Regions from separate parts of the Homo sapiens genome. Here regions 2, 3, 4, 5, 6 and 7 are each linked to region 1. The links are chromatin contacts, found by Hi-C or POLR2A ChIA-PET in ENCODE. All regions are on one chromosome and are shown on one strand. The core of a region is the stretch at or near the end of the contact, and the rest is flanking DNA. Distances in the headings are between cores, read along the strand shown. Region 1 holds the start of MZT2A (mitotic spindle organizing protein 2A). Region 2 holds the start of UBXN4 (UBX domain protein 4). Region 3 holds the start of IWS1 (interacts with SUPT6H, CTD assembly factor 1). Region 4 holds the start of SAP130 (Sin3A associated protein 130). Region 5 holds the start of CCNT2-AS1 (CCNT2 antisense RNA 1). Region 6 overlaps TMEM163 (transmembrane protein 163). Region 7 holds the start of HS6ST1 (heparan sulfate 6-O-sulfotransferase 1).

What was found. Hi-C counts contacts between places; a loop is a spot of excess contacts on that map. ChIA-PET counts read pairs that join two places held with the same protein, here RNA polymerase II (POLR2A). Pooled maps may share reads with other maps.
Region 2: a loop to region 1 is called in a map of CD8-positive, alpha-beta T cell, with 10 times the contacts of the local background. The contact joins the promoter of UBXN4 here to the promoter of MZT2A in region 1. A Hi-C loop is called at or near these places in 1 of 168 maps with a recorded cell type or tissue (CD8-positive, alpha-beta T cell), 1 of 37 single-sample maps with no recorded cell type and 12 of 50 pooled maps.
Region 3: a map of ascending aorta shows a loop between it and region 1 (9-fold over the local background). The contact joins the promoter of IWS1 here to the promoter of MZT2A in region 1. A Hi-C loop is called at or near these places in 3 of 168 maps with a recorded cell type or tissue (CD8-positive, alpha-beta T cell, ascending aorta and naive thymus-derived CD4-positive, alpha-beta T cell) and 6 of 50 pooled maps. POLR2A ChIA-PET finds 5 or more read pairs at or near these places in 1 of 52 experiments (activated B cell).
Region 4: a map of CD8-positive, alpha-beta T cell shows a loop between it and region 1 (17-fold over the local background). The contact joins the promoter of SAP130 here to the promoter of MZT2A in region 1. A Hi-C loop is called at or near these places in 5 of 168 maps with a recorded cell type or tissue (CD4-positive, alpha-beta memory T cell, CD8-positive, alpha-beta T cell, OCI-LY7 and 1 more) and 10 of 50 pooled maps. POLR2A ChIA-PET finds 5 or more read pairs at or near these places in 1 of 52 experiments (H1).
Region 5: a loop to region 1 is called in a map of B cell, with 28 times the contacts of the local background. The contact joins the promoter of CCNT2-AS1 here to the promoter of MZT2A in region 1. A Hi-C loop is called at or near these places in 3 of 168 maps with a recorded cell type or tissue (B cell, GM12878 and sigmoid colon), 5 of 37 single-sample maps with no recorded cell type and 22 of 50 pooled maps. POLR2A ChIA-PET finds 5 or more read pairs at or near these places in 2 of 52 experiments (CD4-positive, alpha-beta T cell and CD4-positive, alpha-beta memory T cell).
Region 6: a loop to region 1 is called in a pooled map, with 2.5 times the contacts of the local background. The contact joins the enhancer-like site here to the promoter of MZT2A in region 1. A Hi-C loop is called at or near these places in 1 of 50 pooled maps. POLR2A ChIA-PET finds 5 or more read pairs at or near these places in 2 of 52 experiments (activated CD4-positive, alpha-beta T cell and naive thymus-derived CD8-positive, alpha-beta T cell).
Region 7: a loop to region 1 is called in a map of CD4-positive, alpha-beta T cell, with 12 times the contacts of the local background. The contact joins the promoter of HS6ST1 here to the promoter of MZT2A in region 1. A Hi-C loop is called at or near these places in 2 of 168 maps with a recorded cell type or tissue (CD4-positive, alpha-beta T cell and psoas muscle) and 9 of 50 pooled maps.

What each region holds. Positions count from the first base shown.
Region 1 is chr2:131,490,635-131,494,640 of GRCh38, forward strand. MZT2A (mitotic spindle organizing protein 2A) reads right to left here and starts at 1,763. Exons shown (of 3, transcript NM_001085365.2): 1 at 1,573-1,763; 2 at 1,242-1,390. The coding sequence starts at 1,742. It overlaps MIR4784 (microRNA 4784), which reads right to left and starts at 602; the gene lies at 526-602. It also overlaps the pseudogene SMPD4BP. RefSeq lists enhancers at 1,094-1,887, 1,888-2,681 and silencers at 1,484-1,993, 2,514-2,703.
Region 2 is chr2:135,739,848-135,743,853 of GRCh38, forward strand. It overlaps UBXN4 (UBX domain protein 4), which reads left to right and starts at 2,008. Exons shown (of 13, transcript NM_014607.4): 1 at 2,008-2,164. The coding sequence starts at 2,083. LOC107985946 (a long non-coding RNA gene) reads right to left here and starts at 2,797. Exons shown (of 1, transcript NR_163478.1): 1 at 982-2,797. RefSeq lists enhancers at 1,626-1,755, 2,086-2,145, 2,474-3,249 and a silencer at 2,546-2,595.
Region 3 is chr2:127,524,125-127,528,130 of GRCh38, forward strand. It overlaps IWS1 (interacts with SUPT6H, CTD assembly factor 1), which reads right to left and starts at 2,365. Exons shown (of 14, transcript NM_017969.3): 1 at 2,051-2,365. The coding sequence starts at 2,084. RefSeq lists enhancers at 1,575-2,274, 1,605-1,684, 1,695-1,754, 2,285-2,344, 2,605-2,654 and 1 more and silencers at 1,935-2,044, 2,686-2,859.
Region 4 is chr2:128,026,311-128,030,316 of GRCh38, forward strand. It overlaps SAP130 (Sin3A associated protein 130), which reads right to left and starts at 1,749. Exons shown (of 21, transcript NM_001330301.2): 1 at 1,630-1,749. RefSeq lists silencers at 727-1,016, 1,077-1,416, 1,517-2,036, 2,287-2,436.
Region 5 is chr2:134,916,357-134,920,362 of GRCh38, forward strand. It overlaps CCNT2-AS1 (CCNT2 antisense RNA 1), which reads right to left and starts at 2,250. Exons shown (of 5, transcript NR_036549.1): 1 at 2,207-2,250. CCNT2 (cyclin T2) reads left to right here and starts at 2,466. Exons shown (of 9, transcript NM_058241.3): 1 at 2,466-2,656; 2 at 3,454-3,535. The coding sequence starts at 2,499. RefSeq lists enhancers at 1,376-1,425, 1,435-2,108, 2,186-2,345, 2,496-2,765, 2,976-3,065 and a silencer at 2,106-2,175.
Region 6 is chr2:134,668,769-134,672,774 of GRCh38, forward strand. All of the region lies in intron 2 of TMEM163 (transmembrane protein 163), which reads right to left. Among named protein-coding and RNA genes, the nearest start is that of TMEM163, 48 kb to the right of the region's middle. Within about 2 kb of position 1,748, at least 9 of the 41 ENCODE cell types and tissues checked have a DNase peak (open chromatin) inside an H3K27ac peak, as active enhancers do.
Region 7 is chr2:128,316,624-128,320,629 of GRCh38, forward strand. HS6ST1 (heparan sulfate 6-O-sulfotransferase 1) reads right to left here and starts at 2,245. Exons shown (of 2, transcript NM_004807.3): 1 at 1,414-2,245. The coding sequence starts at 1,940. RefSeq lists an enhancer at 103-252 and silencers at 1,254-1,483, 2,178-2,587.

The sequences.
Region 1 (4,006 bases), core at 513-3,012:
TGGGCCTCTTGGGGCCATGCAGTTTCCATGAAAACAAGGAAGAGCACCAACCCCCAGAGATAAGCCAATAAACGCAACCTGCAAAAGGAGAGAACAGGCAGCAAGAGAGGCGGAGGGAACCCGGGGGGCCTGGAGAGAGAGGTGAGTGTGTGGCAGCTGGGCTGTGGAGCATAACCAGAGAGGCCGCAGGCTGCGGGCTGGAGGAAAACGAGGGCCTTGCAGGGGGGCTACTGTTCCTGGCAGAGAGAAAGGAGGCCTCTGGAGGTCAGAGAGAGACACAAAGAGAGCAGACAGAGCGAGGGTCAGTGAAGAGGCCAGCACGCAGGTGCCCGGGCCCTCTTGGGTCAGCGGGCGTGGGTGCCCAGGCCCTGGCACTTCCCCCATGAAGGCAGCCTGCTTTCCACGCCTTCTCATGATGCCTGTGAGGGTCTCCTCCTGCTTCCAGGCAGGGAGCCAGCTCTGGGCCTCCTTCCATTGGCCTGGGAGGTTGTGCTGCATTTCAGAGAGAGCCATCGGGAGCAGAAGCAACATGCGGAGAGGATGAGCAGGGACGGAGGCTCCACCATGACACTCTCAGTCCCAGCATCTCCTCAGCCCAGTCACCACACTGGAGAGGGAGGAGGCCCTTCAGACCCCGCAGGCCTCTGCACCCTGGGAGTTCCGCGTCTAACTCTCTTCCTGCAATCATCAGAGGCAGGAACTGGGCCCAGGTGGGGTAAAGGCAGGAAGACGTCTGCCTGCCCTGCTCCCTGGGCACTTCCCTGGATGCTGTATACCACAGGACAGAGATCGAGACTGTCTTTTGAAAAACATTTAGAGACAGGATCTCACCCTGTCACCCAGACTGGTCTCAAACTCATGGCCTCAAAGGATCCTCCCGCCGTGGGGTCCCAAAGATTATAGGCGTGAGCCACGGCGCCCAGCCCCAAACCGTCTTGATTCCCGACTTTGTAGGATGAAGGCCTGAGTGAAGAGGTGGGGAGGAGCTAAGCGGAGGAGCCCTACCCAGCCTGGACCACCCTGGGGCACGCACTCTGCGTCCACCTGACCTGGACGTGCCTCCTAAGGCTGGCAGCGAAGCCCAGGAGCAGAGCCCACGGATGGGCCCTGCAGGTGCTGGGCCTAGACCGACCGACAGACAGGCCTGGCCACTCAGGGCCACGCCGCCGCTGTGCCGCGCCTGCCCCCTCCCCGCCCGCCACCCCCGCCACTGGGGCAGGGACAGCGGGCCCAGCTCTGACCTCGGGTCTCGGGCACGCTCGACGTGGGCAGAGACACGGCCGCAGGGTCCTGGGGCTCGCTCGCTAGCCTCTGCCCGGCACACATGGACTTGAGCATCTGGAAGACGGCGAGGGGGGCCACGTTCAGCTTCAGCAGGTCCACCAGGATCCTGGCGGGGACAGACGCGGGGCCGGTGAGCCCTCTCCGCCCGGCGCGGCCACCTCCCTGAAGACCGGACAAGGACGGGGGCGGGGGCAGCGGGGGCTCCTCCCGACCAGCGGGCCGGGCGTACCCGGAGAGCAGAGGTCGGGGGTGTCTGGCGAGCATGCGGCCCCCACCCGCCCCGCTCACTTGAACACGTCGGGGTCGATACCGCCGCCCGCCGCCTGAGCCAGCTCGTACAGCTCCATCTCCTCGGTGCTCAGCACCTTCTTGCGCCGCAGCGCCAGCTTCTGCCGGGCCGCCTCCAGCCCCGGGGGCGCCGCCGACCCCGGCCCAGGCCCTACGCCCTGCGCCGCCATCCGCGAGGCCCGCCGAAAGGTGCGCCCCGCCCCGCCGCGCCCCCTAGCGGATGCGCCCACCGCCCTCTCCCTGCAGCGCCAGCGTCTGGCCTCCCGGGCTGCCCTGGCGGGAGCGGCGGGAGCGCGGGGACGGGGCCGCCTCCTCGGCGTCATTGGAGCCCAACAGTTAGTGGGCGCTCACGGTGTGCTGAGCGGCGCGCTAGGCGTCGGGAGTGGCATGGCGGACTGCAGGGGCCAGCTGCTTGGCGGTCAGGGCGTCCCTGATAGACTTGCATTGGTCGTGCTCGCTTAGGTGGCAGCACCCAGCCCAGTGCCAGGCATACATTGGGCGCTCAGTCAATACCTGTTTCAAGAAAGCGTGCAATTTTCTGGTCCGCACCGGTGCACCACTAGGGGTCGCTCTTCGGGGGGGGTGGGGGGCACTAATCAACAACCCTGCTTACGCGCACGCGCATTCCTTGCTAGGGAGAAAGTGCGTGAGCCCTACCTTGGGGCGCCAGAGGCCGCCACAACGCAGGCGCATTCAGCTAAGGACCACTCCCTCCCCCCGCACTCCTGCCTCGCCATTTCCCCTCCCTGGCCGGCCGGCCGGCCTTCTTCGCTTTGCGCACGTACCTTTTGAGGTAACGGCCCAAAGAGGTAGAAGCGCTTTTCCCGCCCGGCCGCGGGGCGTGGCTCTGCGCGCAGCTTGATGACGACGTTTTGGCGCGGTGGCGGAATGGCGGCTTCCACCTCTGAAGCGGGCGACGCTATGGGTCCCACAGGTGAGTGGCGCGGGACGCGCGCGTGAGACGGTCCGACGCCCTGGGGGCTTCCGCGAGCCCCTGCGGAGGCCATCTCCGTTCCTCCGCGAGCCCCAGGACTCGGGCGGCCCGGCGGCTCTGCCCAGGCCGGGCAGGCTGGGGAGTGGAGGGCCCCGGCTGAGTCTTCCTGCCACTCCTCTGGGCCATGCCTTTGTGCCACCTTCCCGCGCCGCTCGTACACTCTGTTCTGGTCCGGTAGGTGTTCGTTGAAGGTTACCCGTCGTTGAAGGAATTGAGGGAAGGAGAGCTTTGTGTTGAAATTGAGCCTTGGGCTCAACAGGCGGTGTGGGAGGAAGAGCCGGGTGTGGGTCCCAGCTCGACCCTTCCCCTGTGCGCTCCACATCTCCGAGCCTTGGTTTCGGAGGCTCCCGAAGCCCAATTCGCAGGAGAGTTGGAAACAAGTGGGCGCGTGCTGTTAAGGGAGGTCTTGGCATGACAGAATTTGCTTGGAATGATTAGCGTTGCCCAAGGGCTGTCGCTGTCAGAAAAACAAAACAAAACGAAACAAAAAAAACAAACGGGTCCGAAGCAGCTCCTGGAGAAAATAGGTGTTGGAGAGTCGCGACGAAGTGGACTCTAGGTGCATGGCACGCAGAGACCTGTGACGGGGGAGGGTGGCCATGGCAGGGTCAGAGAACAGGGGTGTGGGAGACACCTCTTGGGAGTTCTCGGGTTTGAATTTCCTCTCTTGGAAAGTTCCTAGAAATTCCTCTGGGCCTCATTCTTTCAGTCGCTGCCCATGAAAGCTTTTACTGAGCAGAGATGCTCTCCCCTTCATCATCTCTAGAGCTCCGCACTTATCCAGCAGTCCACAGTTTAATGCTGCTTTGATCATTTTGCAGTAGTGCAGTGTTTTCTTGACCAAGTGCATTAGGACTGAGGCGTTTTTCTTTAACACTGCAATTGATAGCTAGGTTAAGAATTGAGGCCGGGCGCGGTGGCTCACGCCTGTAATCCCAGCACTTTGGGAGGCCCAGGCGGGTGGATCACGAGGTCACGAGTTCAAGACCAGCTTGGCCAAGATGGTGAAACCTCGTCTCTAGTAGAAAATACAAAAATTAGCCGGGCGTGGTAGCGGGCGCGTGTAATCCCAGCCACTTGGGAGGCTGAGGCAGAGAATTGCTTGCACCCGGGAGGCGGAGGTTGCAGTGAGCTGAGATGGCGCCACTGCACTCCAGCCTGTGCGACAGAGCGCAGAGCGAGACTCCGTCTCAAAAAAAAAAAAGGAAAAGAGAAAGCTGGCCGGGCGCGGTGGCTCACGCCTGTAATCCCAGCACTTTGGGAGGCTGAGGCGGGCTTATCACGAAGTCAGGATATCTAGACCATCCTGGCTAACATGTGAAACCCACTCTACTAAGTAAATACAAAAGACAATTAGCCGGGCGTGGTGGCCGGCGCCTGTAGTCCCAGCTACTCGGGAGGCTGAGGCAGGAGAATGGCGTGAACCCAAGCGGAGCTTGC
Region 2 (4,006 bases), core at 758-3,257, 4.2 Mb after region 1:
ATTTTTAGTAGAGATGGGGTTTCACCACGTTGGTCAGGCTGGTCTTGAACTGCTGACCTCATGATCTGCCCGCCTCGGCCTCCCAAAGTGCTGGGATTACAGGCATGAGCCATTGTGCCTGGCCAACTCTTCTGTTTAAAATTTTTCAATGGCTCCCTGTAATCCTTAGAAAAATGTCTTAAAATTTTTAACATGATTTTCAAGACTCTGTATCATCTGATCCTTGCCTAGCTTTCCAGCCTCACTTGTACCACACTCCTCTTTCTATGTTATAGCCACACTGGGCATTTTTTAGTTCTGCAAGTGCACTGTGTTTGCTTGCTTCAGAGCCTCATGTGGAATAGCCTTCTCCTTCACCTACCTAGAGTTCCCCGACACGTCATTTCCTCATGAAGGCCCTTTCTGACTCCACTAGCCCATGTTCGGTCCCATCCTCATACACTTCTGTAGCACTCTGAATTACCCTTCTGTGACATTTATCATCACTCATAATTACTTATTCAATGTCTGTCTTCCTGACTAGACTGTACAGTCACAAAGACAGGGCCTTCTTCTGACTGCCTCACCTCCTTATCAGTGCCAGGCACAATGCCTAGCTCATAAAAGATGAGTGATAAACACTTGACAAATGAATATAAAACTATGAAGGATTCTTATTTAATTCTAAAATTAGAGATAATTAAAGACATAGCTCTATTGGAATAATTTCTAGATTGATCAAATTTCCAGAAGTCCATTAAAGTTGATGTTAAAGGTCAATTCTAATTTTTCTGTAGGATTGTTGTCCTATAGAAGCAACTGTCCCTAATCAGCATTATGTCTCAGTTTATAATAACACTATATACGAGAGGCCTGATTGGGAAAAAAAGTACAAAAATCGGAGTGCAAATAATTAGCTATTTTTAGGGAAAATATCTGTAGGAAAGGTGGTATATTCAGATGTATCACTTCCTTTATCTTGCAAAGATTGTCAGATAGATGTACTGCTGGAGGATAAATTTAATTGATGTAGAATTTAACATAATAGTATATGCAACTTTAAATAAACCATGCAAGCCTTTAGCTAATAGTTATTACAGACCATGTGATTTCATGAAAGTATTAAATATGGATCAGTTTTCATTTAATGGCAGCCAATCACAAAGCGCCACATCTTGATTATAGGACATTCTCCCAGAAAATTGGAAAATAAATCACTATCTAGTCTCTTTTGTATTACCATGGAAAGTAGCTGGAAAAGAAATAATCTATTCTCTGCTTTGTGTTACTTTAAAAAGTAGCTGTGGCAATAGCCTAACGCGTTTTGAAGTTTTGAAATGATCTCTATCCAGTGTCTAGGAAATTGCTGAAGGCCTGCGTTCTACCAATTCCTCCGCTTAGGCACATGGACTACAGGTTATTAAAGAAGGTGACTTGCGGTTTTTATCCCGTTTTTCTGCAAGGTTGGGCTACGTTCAGAAGAAATCAAAGCCTCGGAGTTAATCCCGACAAAGCCCATTTAGTTCCATGCGAGGACTATTTCCTCCACACTGAGAGTCTCAACGAGGCCGAGAATAGCATATGCCAGTTGGAGTGACACTTATTTCTCCCTCTCCCCTTTATAGAATGTGTAGTGGCCCTCACTACTGCCCCCTTTAGCTGTGCCTCAGAACCCACAGTTACATGCTCCACAATATGGAGGCGAATAAGCCTAAGTGGACTACAATTCCCATCATGCCTCACTGCAGGCGCCGCCGACGTGTCTTAGCGGTTAGTCATCCCTCTTACCGCTTTCCTCCACTTCCTGGACTGCGCGACCGGAGGCCTAGCGGGCGCGCGCCCGCACCATCGACTCGCCAACGAGAGAAGGTCCTGGGGCACGGACACCGACGGGTTGCGACTGTGACGTGAGGTGTTCTCGCGCGCGCTAGCGCGCGTCTCCGGGTGCCGCTGACGGGCGTGCGCGCTTGTGCGGAGCCGGAGGTGGGGGCCGAACCAGCCAAGGTTGCGGGGGCCGCAGAGCCGGACGAAGACGGAGGGCGGAGCCGGCTTCGGGACTGCGGAGACTACACACCGAGCGAGCGCCTGGGCCCGAAGGGAGCGATGCTGTGGTTCCAGGGCGCCATTCCGGCCGCCATCGCGACGGCCAAAAGGAGCGGCGCGGTCTTCGTGGTGTTCGTGGCAGGTGAAGGAGGCAGGGGTTCGAGAGGCGGCCGGGACACCCCTCCGGCCTACCTTCATCCTCTTGTATACCTCAGCCGCCGGCCCGCCCTCCCCGAGACGCGGGCTCCTGTCGGCTCGCACAATTGCCACTACTACCCCGCGCCCCAGGGACGGCTGCGACTCCGCCGCCAGATCCCCCAGAGGGGCCATGCAGACCCTCAGCGCCCTGCTCCTTCAGGCCCCGGGCGCCCCCAGCCTTTCCTCAGTGTCTGCGAGGCCCGGGCTGCCGGCCCGTGGCTGTTCAGCGCCTCCCCGGTTCGTTTGAGATACAGTGGGCCTGGCCCCACCGCTGCGTCTCCCGGCAGCCGGGCCGGAGGCACCGTCTGGCCCTGGTCTCCAAAGCGCCCCGAGGCCCGCCGAAATCTCCCCGCTCGGGGCGACGGACGCGGCCAGCAGGCCCCAGCCGCCCAGCCCCGCTCGTCGCCCCGAGCCTCTCCCCTGCGCAGCCAGACCCCCGCGACCCTCTCCCTGACGTCCCTCTCTGTCACCAAGGACCCTCTTTGTGCTGCTTGAACGCCCGTTTCGTTACTGCTGTTTAGATGGAGGTAGGAACGGGCCATTAGGCAAGCAGTTGGGTTGTAATTAGTTGTGGACTGTCGGGAAGAAAGCTGTGTCATCGATAAGCAACAAAGAGAAACCACCTGATGTTCACGGTTACTGGTGTTAGTACGTTCCTGAAACGTAAACTTTTGAGCTGAATAGAGGTTTAATTTTTCTTTATGGCAGTCTTGGTAGGGGATCTAGTGTGAAATAATGTAAGTTTAAAAAAAATCCATTAGTTTCAAAGAAAATAGACGTTCAGTCCTTGGTTTCTTCCCTTTGTTGTCTTCTTAGGCTAAAATCTACACGACTTTGAGAACGTTTATTAACTCATATATTCTCTGTTGCTCTAGGCTATTTTGCTCCATATTCTCCTGTTTTATTACTGAAATCTTGTAGATTTACAGTGAACTCCCTGCCTCTACGGTTCTGCTCATACTCATTACATGGACCAAATCAATGTTTGTGGCTGTTGTTAATTTGAGGTGTATTTCTTCAACTATTTGTGTTTAATAACGGTTTATTCATAATTAACTCGTCTTTTAATAGCTCTATAACTTTATGCACTGCAGTGAAGAACGAATTACTGAAATGTGAATGTCATTTAGCATTAAATTTGGAATTTATAATTGTTTTGTTACGCCAAGTTTTTAGCTCAATGCTGTTTATTAGAAGAGCTTGAATAGTTTAGATTCTGTGATGCTGTCTGGGGGTTATATTATACTTTACATAAATTAATTCTGTAATCCCGTAAGGAAAAAAATGGATTGAAAATGAAAGGAAAAGTAAATGACACTATGCTTATTGTGTACATTAGTAGGTTTTTGACATTTTAAATTGTTTTTCTCCTAATATCTCAGTTGATCCTTGCAGTAAATAGAACAGGTTTAATTATCCCCATTTTATAGATGAGGCACTTAGGTCAGCAGTCATAAAGTGACTTGCACTAGGGCCACAAAAAGGATTTACATGTCTTAACAGTCAAATTTTTTAGTAGCTTCAAAAAAACTGGCTTTTTTGTTTCTTAAGGAAAAAACTGAACAATTTGTAAATTGGTGATTTAAATTGGTATAGAAATCAGAAATTTGGATTATGGTAGTCATGTTTTTGAACAAATGTCCAAACATTCCTAGAAGGCACTCTTGAGGTAAATCAGTTAATTTAAAAAAAGAAACGAGAGATTTTTATTAACAAATATTAATATTTGGAAACTCTAGTACAAATTATTGGAATAGTTAAATAAAGTTATAGGTCTTGCCTTTCG
Region 3 (4,006 bases), core at 1,115-3,614, 4.0 Mb before region 1:
ACCTGAAGTTATTTTGTTTAACGTGGGTCTTCTTCACCTGAAAGAAAATGCCACAAGAATAGGGATTTTGGTTCACTGCTAAATCTCTGGAGCCCAGAACACTGCCTAGTACCTGATATACAGTAAGTATTTGTTTACAAATGAAGAACACAAGGAACTCCAGTCCAAAACTAGTGAAAATCCATTCAAGAAAAGCATATATAAAATGGTAAATACAAACTGTTACCTAACTTTCTTTTATATTTTTGTAGAGATGGGGTCTTGCTATGTTGCCCAGGCTGGTCTCAAACTCCTGGCCTCAAGCAATCCTCCTGCCTTTGCCTCCTAAAGTGCTGGGATTACACCCAGCCCCAATACTTTAAAAAATACAGAGTAAAATCGTATTTTAACCTATATACATGTATTACATATAATTACTTTTTTTTTTTTTGGAGACACAGTTTTGCTCTTTTGGCCCAGGCTGGAGTGCAATGGTGTGATCTCAGCTCACTGCAACCTCCACCCCCCCGGGTTCAACAAGTGATTCTCCTGCCTCAGCCTCCTGAGTAGCTGGGATTACAGGTGCCCGCCACCACGCCTGGCTAATTTTTTGTATTTTTAGTAGAGATGGGCTTCACCACGTTGGCCAGGCTGGTCTCAAACTCCTGACCTCAGGTGTTTGCCACCGTGCTCGGTCTACTTTTTAAAAAGTAACTTAAAAACACAAATGAATGGAAAAAAAACTATTCTGAAAGTATCAGGAAAGTGTTTTTTTGTTTTTGTTTTTGTTTTTGTTTTTTTTGAGACAGAGTCTTGCTCTGTCGCCCAGGCTTGGAGTGCAGTGGTGCAACTTCCGCTCACTGCAACCTCTGCCTCCCGGGCTCAGGGCTCAAAGGATCCTCCCACTTCAGCCTCCTGAGTAACTGGGACTACAGGTGTATGCCACCACACTCGGCTAATTTTTGCATTTTTTTGTAGAGACGAAGTAGGGGGGTGGGGTAGGGGCGTAGGGGGGTGGGGTACGGGCATGGGGGGTGGGGGTGGTGTTGGTCTCACTATGTTGCCCAGGCTGGTCTCGAACTCCTGGGCTCAAGCCATCGGCCGCCTACGCCTCCCAAAGTGCTGGGATTACAGGCATAATCCACCGCACCTGGCTTAGGAAAGTGTTTTTAAGCAGTGCATGCCTGGAAAACGCTTTGCAGTCATTAGAATTCACTGTCCTACGTAAGGAAAAGCAATGAACTCAAAACAGTAAAGGGCTTAACGCTTAAACAATTATTTAAGCACTCAAGTTTTCTTTTTAATTTTCAATTTTTGTGGGTACATAGAGGGTGTATTTATTTATGGTGTATTTAAGAACTTTTGTAACAGAACGCCCCAACAGGACTAGCACACAAAGGGAAAGCAAATGCGACGTGTTTCCCACACCAGGTTCTGCCTCACTTATCCTTAATCTCAGGTGCCAAGCACCGTGCCAGCAGAGTGGGCCCCAGTAACAGCTTACAGAATAAACAAACAGTAAAGAAAGGAGACCAAACTTCGGTGAGGAGGAAGAGGAACGATCTCAAGGTGGAGGAAAGGCACAAAAACCACCAGTAAGTGCCAGAAGCGCATTCCTTACTCTATGCATGCAACTGAAACATGGGTCCTGCACTTACGTCCGGTGTTGCAAGCAAGATTAAACCACTCCTAACTAGCAGTGAAAAGTCTAGGAAGGATCCCCCGCCCCAACGCCCCTTGGATTCTCCAACTACTCAACTACTGAAAACTCTCTTAACAGAAGACACCTCTCCTTCCCTGCACACAATAGGAGCTTAACATATGAAAGTGACTTCCCAATTTCAGCAAAAACCTTCGCCGATTCAGAAGAAAGCTTTCCCACCAGAATCCCCTCTCCAACGTTCTAGCTTCGACGCTTGCAGCTGGTCAGAGGGCTCTTGCCCTCCTCGGGCCGGGTCGCGGGAGGGAAGGTTTCGGGGGGCCTCCTTGCCCCCACCCGCGGGGTGCCAGGCCAAGCCCCGCCGAGTAACTGCTCCGCCTCCCAGCCCGGTCCCCCAGGTCCCTGCCCCACCTGACTGGTCGCCGCTGTAATATTCCGAGTCCATGGCAGGCGGACTCTCAGCGGGGAGTGTCCGCGCCCCGCGCCGCCCCCGTCACCTCCTTCCAGGCGGTGTGACCCCGGATGGCGCGGCTAAGTGTTCAGAGACTGCCGCCCGACCGGAGAACTTAACGGGTGCGGAGGGTAAGAAAGCGGTAGCGGCAAAGGCGAATTCTTTGACCTGGAAGCCCCGGCGGAAAAGGCCGTACCCGGCAGGCTGGCGGGCGGGCAGGCATGCGAGCCGGCGTTCTACTTCCTAGAAGCACCGCTGGGGCCAAAATGGCGTCTGCCCACGACCCTCAAAGGAATGCAGCGCGCAGGCGCCGCAACCCGTCAACCGGCCAATGAGAAGACGCAACAGCAATGACGCCAGGCACGGCCGGAAAGGAGACTCCTGGGAAAATTGAGCTGGAACTCGGGCTTTAGTTAAATACCTTCCTCGGGTGGATCCTGGTCTGACCCCCGTGGTAATAACGTTATCATTGATTCTTTATCATTTCCTAGATTCTGTGTCCGTGCCTTGTTTGAAGAGCTTTTGAGATACTCTTCCGAAAAATGAAGACCTGCTCAAATGACTTTTCCGTCATTCAGCCAAACCACTGTCTTTCCCGTCAGGCCCAGAGGCGCCTGGTTCCCGCCCGCAGTAGGCAAGAAAGCGGGCGTTGCTCACTGGGACTTGTAGTATGACGCCCGCGAGCTGTGATGCGTTACTAACTGGCGCGATCCACAGCGCCTCCTCTCCCGGCGTCTTCCTCTCTTTCATTCTAAACAACGATTTAATTTCCTTGTTAAGAAGCCATTTAGCCAACAGTAAGAAGTACACGTCTTTGCTTCCAGAAGGGTTCCCCTGATGAAACACCGGAGGAAGGTGAAGTTGAACTTTACCTGAGCCCTGTGTTCCTGGAAAACAGCGGTGATTAAGAAACCCCCTCATCTATTTGTGTTTCTGGAACGGCACACTGTAAAGAACCACCCGTCTCCATGTGACTCAGATAAAACGCGTGCAGATGACCCCCTTGTTTGCCTGTGACAAGGCCAGAGACCTTTCCCCTTTATTCTGAGCCTGTTAATAAAGCCAAACAGACCTTCCAAATTCCCGCTGATGATATCGAGTGATTAGTTGAGATTAGAACTCTCCTCCCCCCAACTTGTTAGACACAGAGAACATTTCCTGTTCACCTGACTGAAACTTCTCCTGATTGCAAAACAATCCCAACTGTCAATCATCCCACCTTCCTCCCTATAAAAGTCAAAACTACGCTGCCAAGACACTGATCATATCTGGAGTGCTCTCCCTATTGCAATAGGCTGAGTAAAATCCATTTCCTTACTTGTTCATTTTAGTCTTGGACAGAGAGGGGAACATTCTTGCCTTTGGATCGGAGGAGGGCCAGTAGAGGTTTAAGCAAAGACTCCCCAGGAGGTGTAGACATGTAGAAAAAGAGCCTTTTGTTACTACTGCAGATATCTGACCCTTCGTTAGCCAGTCAGAGTATGCTGGCAGAGCCCAATTATAGGCTCCTGAAGAGGACGTGGGAAGAGAAGAAAGGGGAGAAGTGGTTTCTCTCTGGAAATTCCCATTTTCCTGCAAGAGAGTTCATGGATATTCCTTTCCGAAGTGGTGGAAACAGCATTGAATCCAAATTCCTTCTTTTCAGCTGTGGGAATGACATCTTCTCAGGCAGTCTTGAGAATCAAAAGAACAAAGAATTAGCAATGCCCGAAACCGAATCACTTGATAGAAGATATCAAGGCTCTAAGCCCTCTTCTAAAGAGAAGGTGAGAGTACACCTGTGTAAATGGAGCAGGATTAATAGATCAAAATTCCAGGCGGAGGTTCAGTGGAAGAGAACCTTTTAGTTTCACCAGAGATGTAAGTCCAACAGTCAGGAAAGTGGTTGGGTTATAAACAATGCAATTGCCGGATGA
Region 4 (4,006 bases), core at 499-2,998, 3.5 Mb before region 1:
CAGTTATATGGTTATTACTAGATTCTGAGATCTGAATCAATACTGAGAAATTAAAGCATCTTTAGTACCTATGAGATAGTCCCTTGGAAAAGCAAATGCTGCATCATTTATTTAAAAACAATAACTTGGGATCAATATAAATGCAGACATTATCTAAACTACCTAAGTTTTCTACAAATATTGTTTATACGGAGCTGGCGGGTACTATGACCCTCCATAAATACTTGTGGATTGCTATGCTAAAAAAATCACCATTGAATCCTGTACAAGAGTCACATGACAGGTATTACCACAATGCATGTGTATTTCTCTGTGTAAAGTTTTATGGAAAATGGCATGTCTCTTTGAAACACTCAAATCTCACACCAAGGTGAACAGAACTGTGATTAGTATGTCATAGGAACATTCGGAGGAAGATATCCAGCCCTAAGAAAAGATCCGATATCTTACATCCAGACCCGATGCAAAAGGAATTCTCCAATGCTTTTCGGCAAAGGCCTCCATTTACGGATTTCCTTTTCCTTCTCTTCCACAGATCCCCTCACAGAGCCAGAGGACCCTACACCTTCTCCATCTTCCCTAAAATCGCCCCCCACTTTTCCCTCAGGAGCCAAGCGATCTCCCGATTCGCCCGCAACCCCACCCCACCGCGAAGCCCCCGCTGAGACCGGAGGACGCCGGTTTCCAGACACCTCGGAGTGTGAGACCCCCGTCTCCGGGGTGGGGGTGCGGACGGGCGATCTGGGGACCCGACCACAAGACGAGCACTGTGCCTCTTTACCTGTAGCCGCCGCCCGCCGCCCGCACCGCCCGCTTCTATCTCGCCGGCCTGGGGGTGCCGCGGAGGGCCCATCTCGGCGGCGGCGATGTGCTCGGCGGGCGCGGGGAGGGATCGCGGCGGCGGCGCCCGGGGCCCGCTGCTGTCCAGCCCCGCTGGCCCCACTCACCCCCGCCACCCGGCCGCCGCTGTGCTCGCAGTCCTCTTCCCCCGAACCTGCCCCTGCCTCCCCCGCCCGCCCATTGGCCCCACGCCCGACGCGTCAGTGGAGGCCCAGGACCAATCCACAGCGACCTGCACGTTCAGAGCCCGCCCCACCCTCCCGCCGACTGCCAGCCAATCAGGCGCGAGCCTGGCCGGGGCAGCCCAAACCCCTCGAGGCTGAGCCAATGGCAGAGGAAGACAGGCGCCCCCGGCGAAGGGGGCGGGGAGCGGGGAGGCCCCGCCTCAGCCAGGGTCTGAAAGCGGCGGGCGCAGGGCCCGGATGTGGAGAGTCACTTTAAACTGCTCCAGGAGCCAAACTCCCTGGGCCGGCCGCCCGCCCGCCCGCCCGCCCGCGCTCCCCCGGCCGCTCTGCTTCCCCGCCAAGGCCCACGTCCGCCACGCCCCCACGCCCGGGTCAGCCCACCCCTCCCGGTGCCTCTCCCTTCCTCGCCACAGGACACCCAGCCCCTGTCGCCGGCCCAACCGCCGTGACCAGCTCGCGAAAGAGCCGCGGTCCGAGCCGCAGGAGACGAGGATCCTCTGCCCTTCCCCGGGGACGCGCAACGGGACGGACGCTGCAGCCCGGCTCAGCCGCCCCGCCCCCTCGTCTCCTCCCCTTCCCTCCCGGGCGCCCGTCCCGCCATTACCTGGGTGCTGCGCCCAGTGGCCGCCGCGCCGCCTTGAGCTCGCTCCCGCGCGCTCTCCGTCTGTGGGGCCGACGTCCCCAGGCTCCGGACCCGCAGCCACCGCCGGGGAGCTAGCACTCTGCCCCCCACCCCTCACTCCAGCGCCGCTGCTTCCGCCGCCGTAACGAGCCTCCCGTCTATTGGCTGGCGCAGGCCCCGCCCCCTGCCGAGTCAGCCAGTCGCCGGTGGTCGTGAGCGGGAGAGCGGACGGGCCCGCCCCTCTGAGCCGCGGCGTCCTGTGGGAAATGTAGTCGCCGGAGTCAGGAGGGCGGGCCGCGAAGGAGGTGGAGAGCGCCGGGGCGGGGCCGCAGGCGACCCGGCCAGGGCAACACACCCCTTTGCTGTCTGAAGTCGGTTCTGCCTTTTCTCTTGGCTAAGTGAGAAGACAGTGGATCCCACCCTATGCCTTAACCTGAGGGCACTGGGTTTCATTTTCCCCGCGGGGAGGCGCGGCGCGGGAAAGGGTAATGGAGGCCAACTGCGGCGGCCAAGGGATCCGCGGGCCGGGCCAGTGTCGTGACGGTGCCCGCCTCCCTATGCCGCGAGTGGGACTCGGTGTCCCCACCGGGAACCGCGGTCGGCACAGCCTACGCGCGGCGGGAGCCGCCAGGCGCAGCGCGGGCGCGGCTCTGTGAAAGCAGGCCGGCAGGGCGCAGGGCTCTGGGCGGCCGGGGCGCACCTGCGCGCGCTTTCCGGATTATAAAGGAGCTGAAGGGGGCAGTTTTATTTTGTCATTTTGCTTGGGGTTCAGGGTTGGAGTTTATGCACCTGTAGAAGACTTAGCCATATCTTTTGAGGCCACATTTGTGTCTGATAAGAGATTAAGTCTCCCTCTTCCCTTACCAGATGGTAATTTAGGCCTGGAGTTTTGTGATTAGTTAGGAAATAAATGGGGCTCAAACCCCCCTCTTCCTATCATGCACAGCTGTGTAAGACAACTGCTTGGTTAGAAGAGAGTAGCTCCTGGCTATAGCCCAGGGATGAGTCTCAGATACTCCTCCTCTTCAAGCCACTTTCCTTTTCCACCTTCATGCCTTCATTCTCAAACTTCTAAAGAGTGACTCCTGTGATAGACTTCAGCCTCCTCTCTGCCTAGGCAGTCCTTATCCCTTTTGGAGTTGCCACTCTTCTCAGACTGCTCCCCAAAAGTTGCCAACACCTACTCAACTTCAAACCCATCGGTCCTCACTTAGATCTCATCTTGTTTAGCTTACTGACCAGTAGTAATTCCTCCTCATGTCTTCCCTTGGCCTCTAGAACCAGGCTGTCTCCTGCTTCTACTCCTATGTCAAGCTCCATTATACCTCCTCTTTCTCATAAATACAGCATTCTTCAGGGCTCCAACACGCTAATGCTATACTGCCTTCCTAAATGGTTTAATGTATTTCCACAGTTTCAAATGTCATCCTTTTTGTTTTTTGTTTTTTTGAGACAGGTTCTCAGTTCAGCCCAAGCTGAAGTCCAGTGGCGTGATCACAGCTCATTGCAGCCTCGACTTCCTTGTCTCAACTAACTTATTGCCTCAGCCTCCTGAGTAGCCAGGACTGCAGGCGCATGCCACCACACCCCACTAAACATATATATATGCCAGGCACGTGGCTCATGCCTGTAATCCCAGCACTTTGGGAGGCCGAGGCAGGCGAATCACCTGAGGTCAGGAGTTCGAGACCAGCCTGACCAACATGGGAAAGACCCCATCTCTACTAAAGATACAAAATTAGCCGGGAATGGTGGCAAATTCCTGTAATCCCAGCTACTCAGGAGGCTAAGGCAGGAAAATTGCTTGAACCCGGGAGGCAGAAGTTGCTGTGAGCCCAGATCAAGCCATTGCACTCCAGCCTGGGCAACAAGAGCGAAACTCTGTCTCAAAAATATATATTTATATATGAATACATATATTTTATATATATAATATATATTTTTGAGATGGAGTTGTATGTATATATATGTATATATGTATATATATGTATATATACGTGTGTGTGTGTGTGTGTGTGTGTGTGTGTATATATATATTTTTTTTTTTTTGAATAGAGACAGGGTTCCACCATATGCCCAGGCTGGTCTTGAACTCCTGGGCTTAAGCGATCTGCCCACCTCAGCCTCCCAATGTGCTGGCATTATAGGCATGAGCCACTACACCCAGCCTCAAATATCTTTGAAAATGTTACCTATGCATAGGTGACCTCTCCGAGTTGTATACCTATATTTCCGCCTGATGGGCCAATCCACACAGAAGTCTTAACAAGCCCCTCAAAGTTAATGTATTGAACACCTTTATTGGTTTGCCTCCCCTGTGTACTCCCCTTGATACCTGGGTTTACTTACTGGCATCACC
Region 5 (4,006 bases), core at 1,000-3,499, 3.4 Mb after region 1:
GGCCTCCCAAAGTGCTGGGAGTATAGGTGTGAACCACTGCGCCCTGCCTAGATCCATATCTAAGTACAGGTTGAGTATCCCTAAATCTGAGAATCAGAAACACTCCAAAACCCAAAACTTCAAGCCCCCACATGACATTCAAAGGAAATGTTCATTGGCGCATTTCAGATTTAGAATTTTTGGATTAGGATGCTCAATGGCTAAGTTTATAATTCAAATATTTCAAAACCTAAAAAAACCTGAAATCCAAAACACATCTGGTCTCAAGCATTTCAGATACGTGATACTCAACCTGTATTACTTTGGGAGACGGTACTATTGTAAATGGCATTTTTAAATTATAAATTCCAATTGTTCATTGCTGGTGTATAGGAAAACTGACTTTTGTATTCAACCTTATATCCTAAAATTTTACAGAAGAAGTTTTATGTCTTCCTTCCCAATATGTATATACTTTTAATTTACTTTTCTTGTTAGCTAGAACACCCAGTACCACGTTGAAAAGACTGGTGAGAGGGGACATGCTTGCCTTGTGTCAGACTTTAGGTGGAAAGAATGTAGTTTCTCACAACAGAAACAATCTATTGTTAGCTGCAGAATTTTTGTAGATGCTCTTTATCAAGTTGAGGAAGTTCTCCTTTATTCCCAGTTTGCTGAGTTTTTATCATGAATGGATGTTGAGGATGGGCACTTCTTTTATTTGTGTGTGTGTGTGACAGGATCTCACTCTGTCACCCAGGCTGGGGTGCAACCTCACCTCTCAGGTTGAAGCGATACTCCCAAGGAGCTAGGACTACAGACGCCACCACATCCAGCTAATTTTTTAAAAAACTTTTGTAGAGGTGGGGTCTCATTATGTTGCCCAGGCTGGTCTAGAACACTTTGGCCTCCCAAAGTGCTGGGATTACAGCCGGGAAACACTGCACCTGGCCAAGGGTTTGCACTTTTAAAATGTTGCTTTAAATCAATCTATTCCAGAAATTGTAAGCAACATAAAACGTAAAGCAAGGGAAGTGAGTATGAAATAGCAACTGTTACAAAAACTGCCTACTATAATCAATATTCTTGTGCAATGCAGTATGCTGAGCGTGGGAGCCCCATAACAATCACTTGCCTCCATGGTCTTTGGCAAATAGATATTACTTTATTTTTTATTTTCGAGACAAGGTCTTGCACTATCGCCCAAGCTGGGGTGCAGCAGCGAGATCTAGCTCACCGCAGCCTCCACCTCCTGGGCTCAAGCCATCCTCCCACTTCAGCCTCGGGAGTAGCTGGGACTACAGGCGCGCCACCAAACCTGGCTAATTTTTGTATTTTTGGTAGAGACGGGGTATCGCCATGTTGCCCTTGCCCTCGAACTCCTGACCTCAAGTGATCGGCCCACTGGACCTCCCCAAGTGCTGAGATTACAGGCGTGAGCCACCGTGCCCGGCCTCCAAATAGTTAAGACTTTAAACTTAGAAACCCTATTCACAACACAAACTCCGAGTGAAGCTCAGTGGCATTTTCTTACAGGAAGAAATACAGGAGTTAATCAACAGGTATGTGGGATGTTCCCACATCAAATCCTAAAGATAAAATTTTAACTCAGTTCCTCCTGCACTATCTGATTCTCCCCAACCTTGTCTCGCAGAAACCACAGCGCAGCCTGAAAACACGCCCCGTCTAGATTCAACACCTCATTTAGAAATTCAATTTCTCGTTGCTAGTTGGATAGCGTTTGCCAAGTAATTTGAAAAAATAAAAATAAACCAAGTGGTCTGGGATTTAAACAAGATAATGTAGGGTGAAAAAAGCACTCAGGTGCGGACAGCCATGGAGCGTGACTTCCTGTGCACTCTTTCCCCGCCAGCTCAACGCCAGAGCCGCGCGCTAGGCGGAGACTGTTGGTGGCGGAGGCCGGAGTCGCACGCCTACGAGACTGCGCGGACCCGCCCAAAAGGAAAATGGAAGTAGTGGCGTGAGGCTGCGACAGTGAAGGTTATTTTTCTCTTTTTAAAGGGCCGCTAGACCTCCCGTCTAAAGGAAGCGCCCGACGGGCCTCCGAAGTACACGCCCAGGCCCCCACAGCGCAGCCGCCCGACCGCCTCTCTTCACACCGGCCAGAGTCCACCCTCTCCCACTTTCCCCTCCCCTCCCCTCCCCGCCCCTTCCCTCCCCACCCCTTCGCCCCGCCAACCCTAGACCCGGCATGCGCTGCGCCGACCTTTTCCTTCCGAGCCGACCTCTCCACCTTCGGCGCCTCCCAATGACAAGCGGCGCGGAGCATTGTGGTCCCGTGCGCAAGAGCGAGGCCGAGGGCAGAAAAAGAAAGCAAAAGACTAGGGCGAGTCGGTAGAGCGGGCCCCGCGCATGCGCAAGGGCGGAGGCGGTGGTGAAAAAGGGTGGTGCGTGGTCTACGGCGAGCGGAGTGGGGCGGGGTCGCGCGCCTTGGCGGGGAGTCCGCGAGCCAGGAGGGGCGGGGGGTGAATGAAGGAGCGGGCGGAGGAGGAAGTGTCATGGCGTCGGGCCGTGGAGCTTCTTCTCGCTGGTTCTTTACTCGGGAACAGCTGGAGAACACGCCGAGCCGCCGCTGCGGAGTGGAGGCGGATAAAGAGCTCTCGTGCCGCCAGCAGGCGGCCAACCTCATCCAGGAGATGGGACAGCGTCTCAATGTGTATCCTTTTCTGTTCGCCGCCGCTCACGCCCTGTTTCCCTTGCCCGGTCGCCGGGCCTGGTGCCCCGCGAACATGGCGCCGCCGGCCTCGGCCTTCGCTGGGCCTCGGCGCCGCGGTCAGGGAAGTAATGTTCCGGCTCGGGCAGTCGCGAGGGGTCAGCAGAGGAAGGGAGGAGGAGATAGGACCCCAGGAATGCGGGCCAGGAGCCTGCGTTGTGTAATCTGTTTGGGGCAGCGCGTGGTGGTGGCGGCGGGGGTTGGGAGTGTGGCTCAGGCGAAAGAGGAATTTTAGGGATTATTGCAGAAAAGGGGCGGCTCCCTGGACTTGTCCCTGACCCCGAAGGGTTTGAGAGGTAGGAGGGTTAGCGATGCTGAAAGGCCTAAGTGTTTGCCGCAGCCTTTCCCGGCTCTCGTCGCCGGCTTGATGGCGGCTCTCTTCTACCTTGGGAGCGTACTGGAGTTCTTTATGTTCTTGGCGTGGTTTTGTATGGGTGTGTGCGCGCGCGTTTCAACTGTTTCATTTTGAGTTTAGTTAGTCGTAGCCATTGATAAATAGTTCCAGGGCCCTCAGCGCTGTTAGAGTGAAAAGATCAGCAGTTCTTATTCCCATTTATTTGGCGTCAAGCCTATTCTCTTCCTGCCGCCCCACCCCCCGCGGGCATTTATTTCTTTATTTCCAGTTTGGGGTTTGGATTTGAATGGGAGGTATTGGAAAAGAACCTGGGAATTTTCCATCAAAATTGTTCTGGGAATGAGATCTTGCTTTTGTCAGATATTTCCTAAATATTACGTTCCAGCTCTCAGCTTACAATAAACACTGCGATTGTTTATATGCACAGGTTTTATATGCACCATTCTTTCACCAAATTCAACAAAAATGTAAGTACTAGTTGTCTGTTTTTACTGTCCGCAAATTTGAGGGTAAATCGATACGCAGAAAAAAAGTTGGTCATTGCGTTGTTGGATTTAGTGTTCTGAATTAACGGTAAACGTATATCACGTGATAAATATTTTGCTTCAGATGCGGTGTTTTTGTGTTTTTAAAATTTATGATGAATTAAACTGCAAGGCACTGTTAAGCTCTGCCAGGCCTTTTAAGCTAAAAAAGAAAAACATTTATTTCTTTACAGAGTTATTACATAGGTTTTCTTCATTTAAATTCTATACTTAACATTTGAATAATTTCAGTAGTGATGTACAGTGGAATTGGGCAAGCCTGGTCGTTCTGTGATACATCTTAATTATGTTGGACTCATTGTTTAAAAGACTGTCAATTGAGATTAAATTAATTATGACATTCTTTTGAAAGAGCTATTTAGTAGAAATAATTCATTTCTTCATTTGCTAACC
Region 6 (4,006 bases), core at 498-2,997, 3.2 Mb after region 1:
TCACACACACACAAAAAAAATCTACGAAGGGGACTAAGCATACATGTATATATATATTTGCAGGCAAGATGGGCCTGTGTTCACACTTGGAAGGCCAAACCTTGCCCAGTGCGGTCATTTCTCCACTTCAGTTGCTGAACAACTACAGCATTTCCTAAAGGAGCTCTCACACCGAGAGACTCACTGGCTCACAGCCTCCAGCATGAGCTACATGAAAGAGACCACCGCCAAGGAGTGACTCAAACAAGAAGCCAGGGCGCCCCGTGGCCACATCCTCACTGCAGAGGCATCTGTGAGAGCAGAGCCTGGGGCTGCTCCCCCTCACTTCCAAAGAACAGGAGGGGCCATGGGGACTCAATGAAAAGTCCTTTGATCACGACCAGGATATGCTGGCACTATAAGGACCAAAGTCCCTCACCACAGCAAATACGAACCCTCTTGATACCCACTCATGTGTTCCTGAGCTTCTGTTTCCCCTGGAGATTCCCTCCTACTTTGGGCACGAGGTCCCTTCCTCGGTCACAAGGTACCGAGTCTCTCCAGTCCTAGTTCTATCCTTCATCACACAGAAAAGAAGAATCAACAGTCAAGAGCCCAGCTACCTCTACATCCTTTACTTTTTGCTTTCAATTCTGATCATCTCCAGATGGAAGACACAAATCAGATCCCTAGTACAGATTCTCTAACACCCTCATTCCAAAGCTCATCAGTTATAACAAGTTAATTCCAACCAAGTTCCCCATCCTGGGGCGCAGCAGATTGTTTTTCTGAAGATGGCTATGCCAATGTGGTTCCCATTCCATGTGCATCTCTCTCAGTGTGACCCTGACATTCCGTCACTGACAGTGGGTCTGGTTTCCCTTCCCTTGAACCTGGGCAGACCTCTGCAACTTCTTTGACCAAGAGAGAATGTGGCAAAAGTGATGCAGCACACCTCCTGAGGCTGGGTCACACAAGGCAAATCGGCTTCCACCTGGTTGGCTCTTGGGACATGTGCCTTTAGAGCCCAGAGCCATCACTGAAGACGTCTGGCAACTGCAAGGCCACCATGCTAGAGGGATGAGGTGGAAAGACTACGAGAAGAGAGATGGACAAACAGCCCCATCTGTTCCAGCCCCCGGTTGTTCAAGGGTTCCCTGACCAGGCACCATGTGAGGAAGAAGCCTGTGAGATGACCCTAGCCCCAGCAACCCTCCAACTGTAACCCCATGAGGGACCCTGGGCCAGAACCACCCAGATGAGGGGCTCCCAAACTCCTGCCCCACCGAAACCATAAGCAATAAAGAGCGATTACTGCTGTTTTAGGCCACTGTGTTTTGGGATGATTTTCTGTGCAGCCACAGTGACTGAAACATGGGAACTTTAGTAGACGTGGCTCCTTCTCTCAAAATAGCAATTTACCTCCTCCAGGGTAGGTTTAGAACATCTTGTCAGTGTTTAATTTCACAACTCTACTTCCTAGTAGAGTAAATGGCACCTTTAAAAAAAAAAGTAAGAGTTTAATTTTTTACTTCAAGCTCTTAAGAATTTCACAATACCTCTTTCAAGGTCACTCTGGAGACCTCGCAGCATCTCACACAGGAGTTGGGCAGTCGCCATGGCTAGAAGTGCATGGCCTCCTGTGCTTCCAAAGGGCAGACCCCACGTGGGGGAACACTGGCAGGGCTGGGCAAGATTTGGGCTTCTCCCCTCCCTCTCCAGCAATCTTGCCCTGATACTACCCTTCCTCTACCACAACAGCCACGCCTACAGAGCAGGCTTCTGAAAAACCACAATCAGGCACACTTGTCAATACATAAAAGCAAAACAGCACTGGTGACGTTCATCAAATTCACTGAGAGCTGCTGGAATACCATGGCTGTGGGCAACAGCAGCAAATGACACAGAAAGGTGCATTAATGAGCTCAGGCAAGAGGAAAGAAGGCATGTCATGGGACCCCAGAGCTTCGATTTCAGAAAACCAAAGACTTGGCCTTTTAACTGAGTTTGGCTGGAATCTGAGATCACCTGCTCCCCATTTGTAACTGGAAACCTTTCCATAAAGAGCCAATTACTTGACATTAAAGTCCCCGATTTTAAAGGACTTTGAAACCAACACCACATAAGTGCTTGCATAAACAAAATGTCAGCTTGTGATATTCTGGCTCATGTCTTTTCTTTCAAGCACTGCCCCGTTCTTCCTATCAGCTGCTGGGTCTTCACAGGACTCTAGGAACTCAATCCCTGCCCTGTGGAAGGCTTGCCCTCTGCACCCCAGGTTGCTCTCAAAGGACCCCCTCTGGGAACGATGTCTGTGTCCCTGTCCAGCCGTGTCAGCAGCCCAGTGATTGGGACTGGGGACTGCTTCTCCTTTCCTCACCAGCAGTGAGCTGGCCCTCAGCAAAGACTAAGAGCAAATAAGGCAAAGACTGGCACCTGGCCCGTAGTTCTCAGGCTCCCAAAGGCTGTGAGTCCTGCCGTGTGGCAGAATCCTCACTACTAGTGGTGCCAGTTCAGCAGGCCCTGAGATTCTAAGCTGACTCTCAGGAGCACAGACACCCCTGCAGCAAGGAGACCCACCCCTCCCCAACTCCTGGCTCCTGTAGTCCAGGATCACTTGCTACTTCTCCCCAAACCATTTCAGATCCAGCCACAGATGACCATGGCGCTGCCCTCCCTCTCCCATGTCTGGCCACTCTGTCTCCAGCCTGGCTCTACAGGAACACTGACCTCCCTGGGTTCAAGCCCGAAACAAACTCCTCTGCACATGGCTGCTGCTGCATGGTGCTGCAGCCCCCAGGGATGCCACAGCTCTCTGCTCCTTGCTGACAATACCTCCACCACCCTCTTCTGGGATCCCTTTCTTCCCACCACTGGCTATGAAATGCCATTGTTAACCTCCTCCACATTCCCCACCCCCTGGAAAGACAGTGGTCACAGAATAGAAAGAACACAGGAACTGGGGTTGACGAGCATGAATATGGGCCACAGCCCCACCCCTGAGGGGCTTGACACAGGCTTTAGAGCCACACCCAGCCATCTGAGTCCAAATCCTAGCTCCACCCCTCTCTAGCTGTGACTTAGGACAAACTTCTCAACCTCTCTGGAACTTGGCTGACTCATCTGTAAAATGGGATGATAAAAGCAACTCTTATAGGGCTACTGTGAGGATGAACTAAGCTAATAAATGTAAAGTGCTCAGAGCCTAGCCTGGCATGGTGAATGTTCATATATGTTATCTATAATTATTATTCATTATTATCATCACCCTCATGTCAGTGACAGTTCATCCACCACCCCTCATCAGACTGATGCAATGATAAGATGGTATTTGGATTATAAAAAGTGTCCTATAAATTATAAAAGTAACAAAAAGTGTATTAGCTGTTGCTATTTCTGCCTCAAAACCTCCTAAGTCCTGCCCATTTTAAGGGTTTAGCTTTACTGAAGAAGAACAGAGTGGAGACATTAAATAAGAATAAAAATATGGAAAGTTCATGAATTTCTGTACCTCTGGACTCTAGAAATGGCTATGACCACATACTATATACTACTTACCTCCATTTGAATGTCCCACAGGCTCTATGATATGCATAGGTACAAAACCAAATTTATGTATTTACTGCCTTTGAGTGGAGGGAAAATTGGAGGCAGACCAACACGTGCCTATGTGAGCTCATACACAGGGTCTCACTCTGTTGCCCAGTCTAAAGTGCAGTAATAAGATTCACTGAAGTGATCCTCTCACCTTAGCCTCCCCAGTAGCTGGGACCACAGCCACACCTGCCTGGCTAATTTTATTTTTTTTTTGTAGAGACAGTGTATCACTCTGTTGCCCAGGCTGATCTCAGACTCTTGGACTAAAGCGATCCTCCCACTTCAGCCTCCTAAATTGCTGAAATTATAGGCATAAGCCACTGTGCCTGGCCTTAAAGCTGAATTTATCAGCTCCCTCCCAACCCACAATAACCCCTAAGCCTGCTCACCATCTATATCCCCTTGGTCCACTAACAGGGCCTTCATCCAT
Region 7 (4,006 bases), core at 995-3,494, 3.2 Mb before region 1:
GTGACCGCCAAGTGTAGAATGTGGCTGTAAGAGGCTCAGAACATCACCTCCCAGGCTGGGAGCTGCAGTGTGTGTGTGTGTGTGGGTGTGTGTGTGTACAGTTGGGGGAGGGGGGAGAAAGAAAAGTGGGAAGATGCCCCTCCAACTCTAGGACCCCAATTTCCTGACAGCCTGAGAAAGACCACAGAGCAAGGATTGAGGTCTGTGCAGGGGAGCAGTGTCTCGGACTCTGCTCAGCTCCAGGCTGGCTGGACCTTCCAGGCTCCCCAGGCACACCTGAGAGCCTACAGCCTCTGGACCCAAGAGTGCCAGCCAACACGCCTACAACCGCCCAGCCTCCTACCACCAGCCTGTCTGCAAATTCAGTCCTAAGGCAAATTTGGAAGAGAAACAAAAGGCAGACAAGAAGCCCTGCTCCTGGCCCTTCCCAGCCCAGACTTTGGGGAGAAAGGCCCCGCAGGGCATCCCTGCAGGACGAATGGGCACCAACAGGAACAGGAGGAAAATAACCCCAACTTTAACTGCTGGAAACCCAGCAGCACCCCAGGTTCCCCTACAAACGGCTTCCCAGAAGAGCTGCCCCGGCACCCCTCCCATGCTCTGTGTCCTCACGCAGCTCAGCTCTGACATGGGGCTGGGGGACCCCAGAGAAGGGGTGTGGCAGCACAGGTTCCCTGGACCAGCTCAACTACCCCCAACCTGGCTGGTAGCTTCCTGGGGAAGGTGGTCCCCCATCGGGTGGCTTTTGTTCCTCTCTCCAGGCAAGCCTGTGCCTGGAAGAATTCGGCTGGCAGGCCCCACTGGGAGGACAGGCGGTACTGCCTCCTCCCCGCCCCCAGCCCCAGGTCAACAGGGCCTTTGTTCTACCTGCACACACCGGCAGGCAGGCGGGCAGAGCCAGCCCCCTTCCCTGGCAGCTCCCCCACCCTCTGAAGGCAGGCACTCCAGGCACAGGGGCGGCACCTCACTACTCTCACTTCCACTTTTGGGACCACAGCACCGAAGCGGCACGGGGAAGCCAACACTCCAGGTAGGCCACGCACACACCCAGAAGCCCGCGTCCCCAAGTCCGGCGGGCCAGACCTCACGGCGCACAGCAGGTAAGGTGGCCCGAGGGCAGCGGGCGGGGACCCTGGAGAAAACCCGGGCGCTGCGCAGTCAAGCCGGCAGTAGGGCAGCACAAGGCAAGGAAGAGAGTGAGAGCGAGGTCAGAAAGCGCGGTGACAGCCGGCTCACCCAGAGGAGCTGGGAGCCTCGGGCGCTCGGCAGGTCGGGAGGGGTGCCGGCGAGTGGGGGCCCCCAAGAGGGCAGAAGGGGGTAGGGAAGGCAGGGCCGACCCAGTACAGCACGGCGGGCATACGGCCCGGCCTCGGGGGCGCAGCTGCGCGAGGATCCCGCCGCCCGGGCGCTCACCTGGGCGTGCGCAGCGCGGCGGAGTCGCGGCGGTCCAGCACGCCGGGCACGCAGTTGGTGAGCTCGGTCCAGTCGGCGTGCAGCCCGCAGCTCCAGCCGGTGGAGAAGCGGGAGAAGAGCCAAGTCTCGCGGCGGTTGGGCCGGTAGCAGGTGCACTTCTTCTGGCCGGGCCGGCAGTCGCACGGCACCTCGAGGCGTACGTTCTGCACGAGGTGGCGGCCGAAGGTGGTGCCGCCCGTCTTCTGGATGTGCAGGAAGACGATCACGTCGTCGCCCTTCATGTCGAAGCGCAGCGAGCGCTCCAGCTCGCGGACCGGGAAGTAGTACTTCTTCTCGTAGTGGGGGTCGGGTGTGGGGAACAGGTCCAGGTCGTCGGGCGGCGCGCGGCCGCCGGGCGCGCCCAGGCTCAGTCCTGGGCCCGCGTACTGGTACAAGATGAGCATGAAGCACACCGAGCCCGCCACCACCAGCACGAACTTGCTGGCGCGCTCAACCATGGTCCTGCCGCCGGCGCGCCGCCGCCGCATGTGTCACCATCGCCGGGGCCCGGGCGCGGGGCGCGGGGCCTGGGAGGGCAGGAGGCGCGGGCGCAGCTGCCTCCGCCGCCGCCCGCGCTCCGGCCCGGCCCGGCTACTCGGCGCCCAGGCCGCCCGCAGCGGCGCGGGCCCCGACCCTCCGCGGTGCCATGGCTGCTCCCCGCCCGGCCCCGGCTCCCCGGGCCCGACGCCCGACTCCGCTCCCGCTCGGCCCCGCTCCCGGCCCCGGCCAGCACAGCGCTCTCCGCGCCCCCAGCACCAGCCCGCTCCGCTCCACTCCGCGCCGAGAACGCTCTGCGCCGCCCCGCGCGCCGCCGCGTCTCCGCAGTCCGCCGCCGCCGCCCCGCCCCGGTCCGCCCCTGGCCCGCCCCCGTGGCGTCTCTTGCCGTCGCCGCCCGCGCCGATCCTCGGCCCCGCCTCCGGAGTGCCGGGGTTCGCCGCGGGTGCTGGGCGCGGGACCTGGGTCTGCTGCGGTGGCGAGGCCGCTAGCAGGCGGGCAGCCAGCGACTGGGAAGTGATTCCGCCCTCAGGGGAGTGGGGGACCAACCGGCAGTGCGGAGCCGAGGCGTGGGAGGCTCTCCTGGCGGGGGCCGCGGTGAGGGGGCGCGGCGGCTGGCGCTTCTGGAGCCTGGGTCCGTACCCCCTCCTCCCCAAGTCCCAGCCGCCCACGTCCCCGCAGCCCGCGCGGGAGGAAAGGCCTTGACCTTGCACGCTGGGGCGCTGAAGTTAGACGCTAGCCTACTGGGCTGCACTTCCAGGGACCAGGGCGGCGGGGGCCGCCCACCACCAGGACCGAGAGGGAAAGCGAGGCTTTCCTTTCCTGCTCGACCCCCTCACCCCTGCGGCTGGCTTTGGGACAGTGCCCCGCAGCCCCGCATTGAAGAGATGTTGGGCTGTCTGCAGAGGCCTGCGGAGCGGCTTTATGGCTTCCTCCTTGTTTGAAAAGAATATCAGACGAGGTGCATTTTCCCCCATCCATGTTTATTATACTCCAATGAAAGAGTTATAAAACATTGAGCCAATTCTTAAGAATCGTGAGTGCCCACCAAATATTCTGTCTTTCGTGGGTTGGTTGGAGAGTCCAGCGGCCCGGGCCCAACCTGGCTGCGGAGGGCTCGCTCCACGTTGGCTCGTGTGTGGGCCGGGTGGTGCGGGCTCCTCACTCGCCGCCGCCCAGCCTGGCAAGCACGCGCGGCATTCGTGGGGCGGGGGGTCCCGCCAGGTGCCCACTCACACTGCTTGGGCTCTGGCAGTACTCGGAGGCTGCAGCCCGTCGGAAGCGCAGGAGTGGGGCTGGGACCTGCCAGGATCTCACAGCTGCAGGGCCGGCCGCGGTGGGCCCTAGTGTGTTGGTTCAGGCCAGCGAGGGCTCTGGGAGCGAGTCTGGCTGCCAGGCGTGGGCTCCCAGTGTCCACGTCAAGCCCTGCCGGGGACGGGGTGGGGGGGGAGGCGGGGTGGTGCCCTGCCTTCCGTTCTGTTAGGGACCGGAAGCGATCATGGGGTGTCAATTATGCCTCAGTAAAGCTGTTAAACGTAGACAACATCACACCAGAAAGCCCTCCTGGAAGCAAACCCAGAGAGCTGGAAAAACCAACACCCCAAACCCAGCTGAGCGGGCGGCATGCATTTTCCAAAGGGACCGCAAGAATATCCGCTGTGGACAGGCGGGTGCAGAACCCTCAACACAGCCCAGCGCACCCTGGAGTCCATGGTGTGGGGTCCTCAGTGGGACCTAGGGCCCCAAAGCCCCTGCTCATCTTGTAGGCTGCTTTAAAACTGTCCCTGGCCCGAGGGTCCTGGGGGCAGCTTGGACAAGCTTCTCCAGAAGTGACTCATTCCTATAGGAGTGGGGGTGCAGTCCCCATGGGACACAGGTGGGGCCGCCCTGCAGTGTGCTTGGACCTGCCTGCAGCCCCTTGACGCAGTCTGTGCCTGAGCCCTGGGGAGCCTTCCTGTGTGGCCTAGGGGAGCACAGCTGCCCCGGGTCCACCCCCCAGATGTCCTTACCCAGATAAGGATCCTCGTGCTACATCATAATTAAGGCTGCTCTTTTGGAG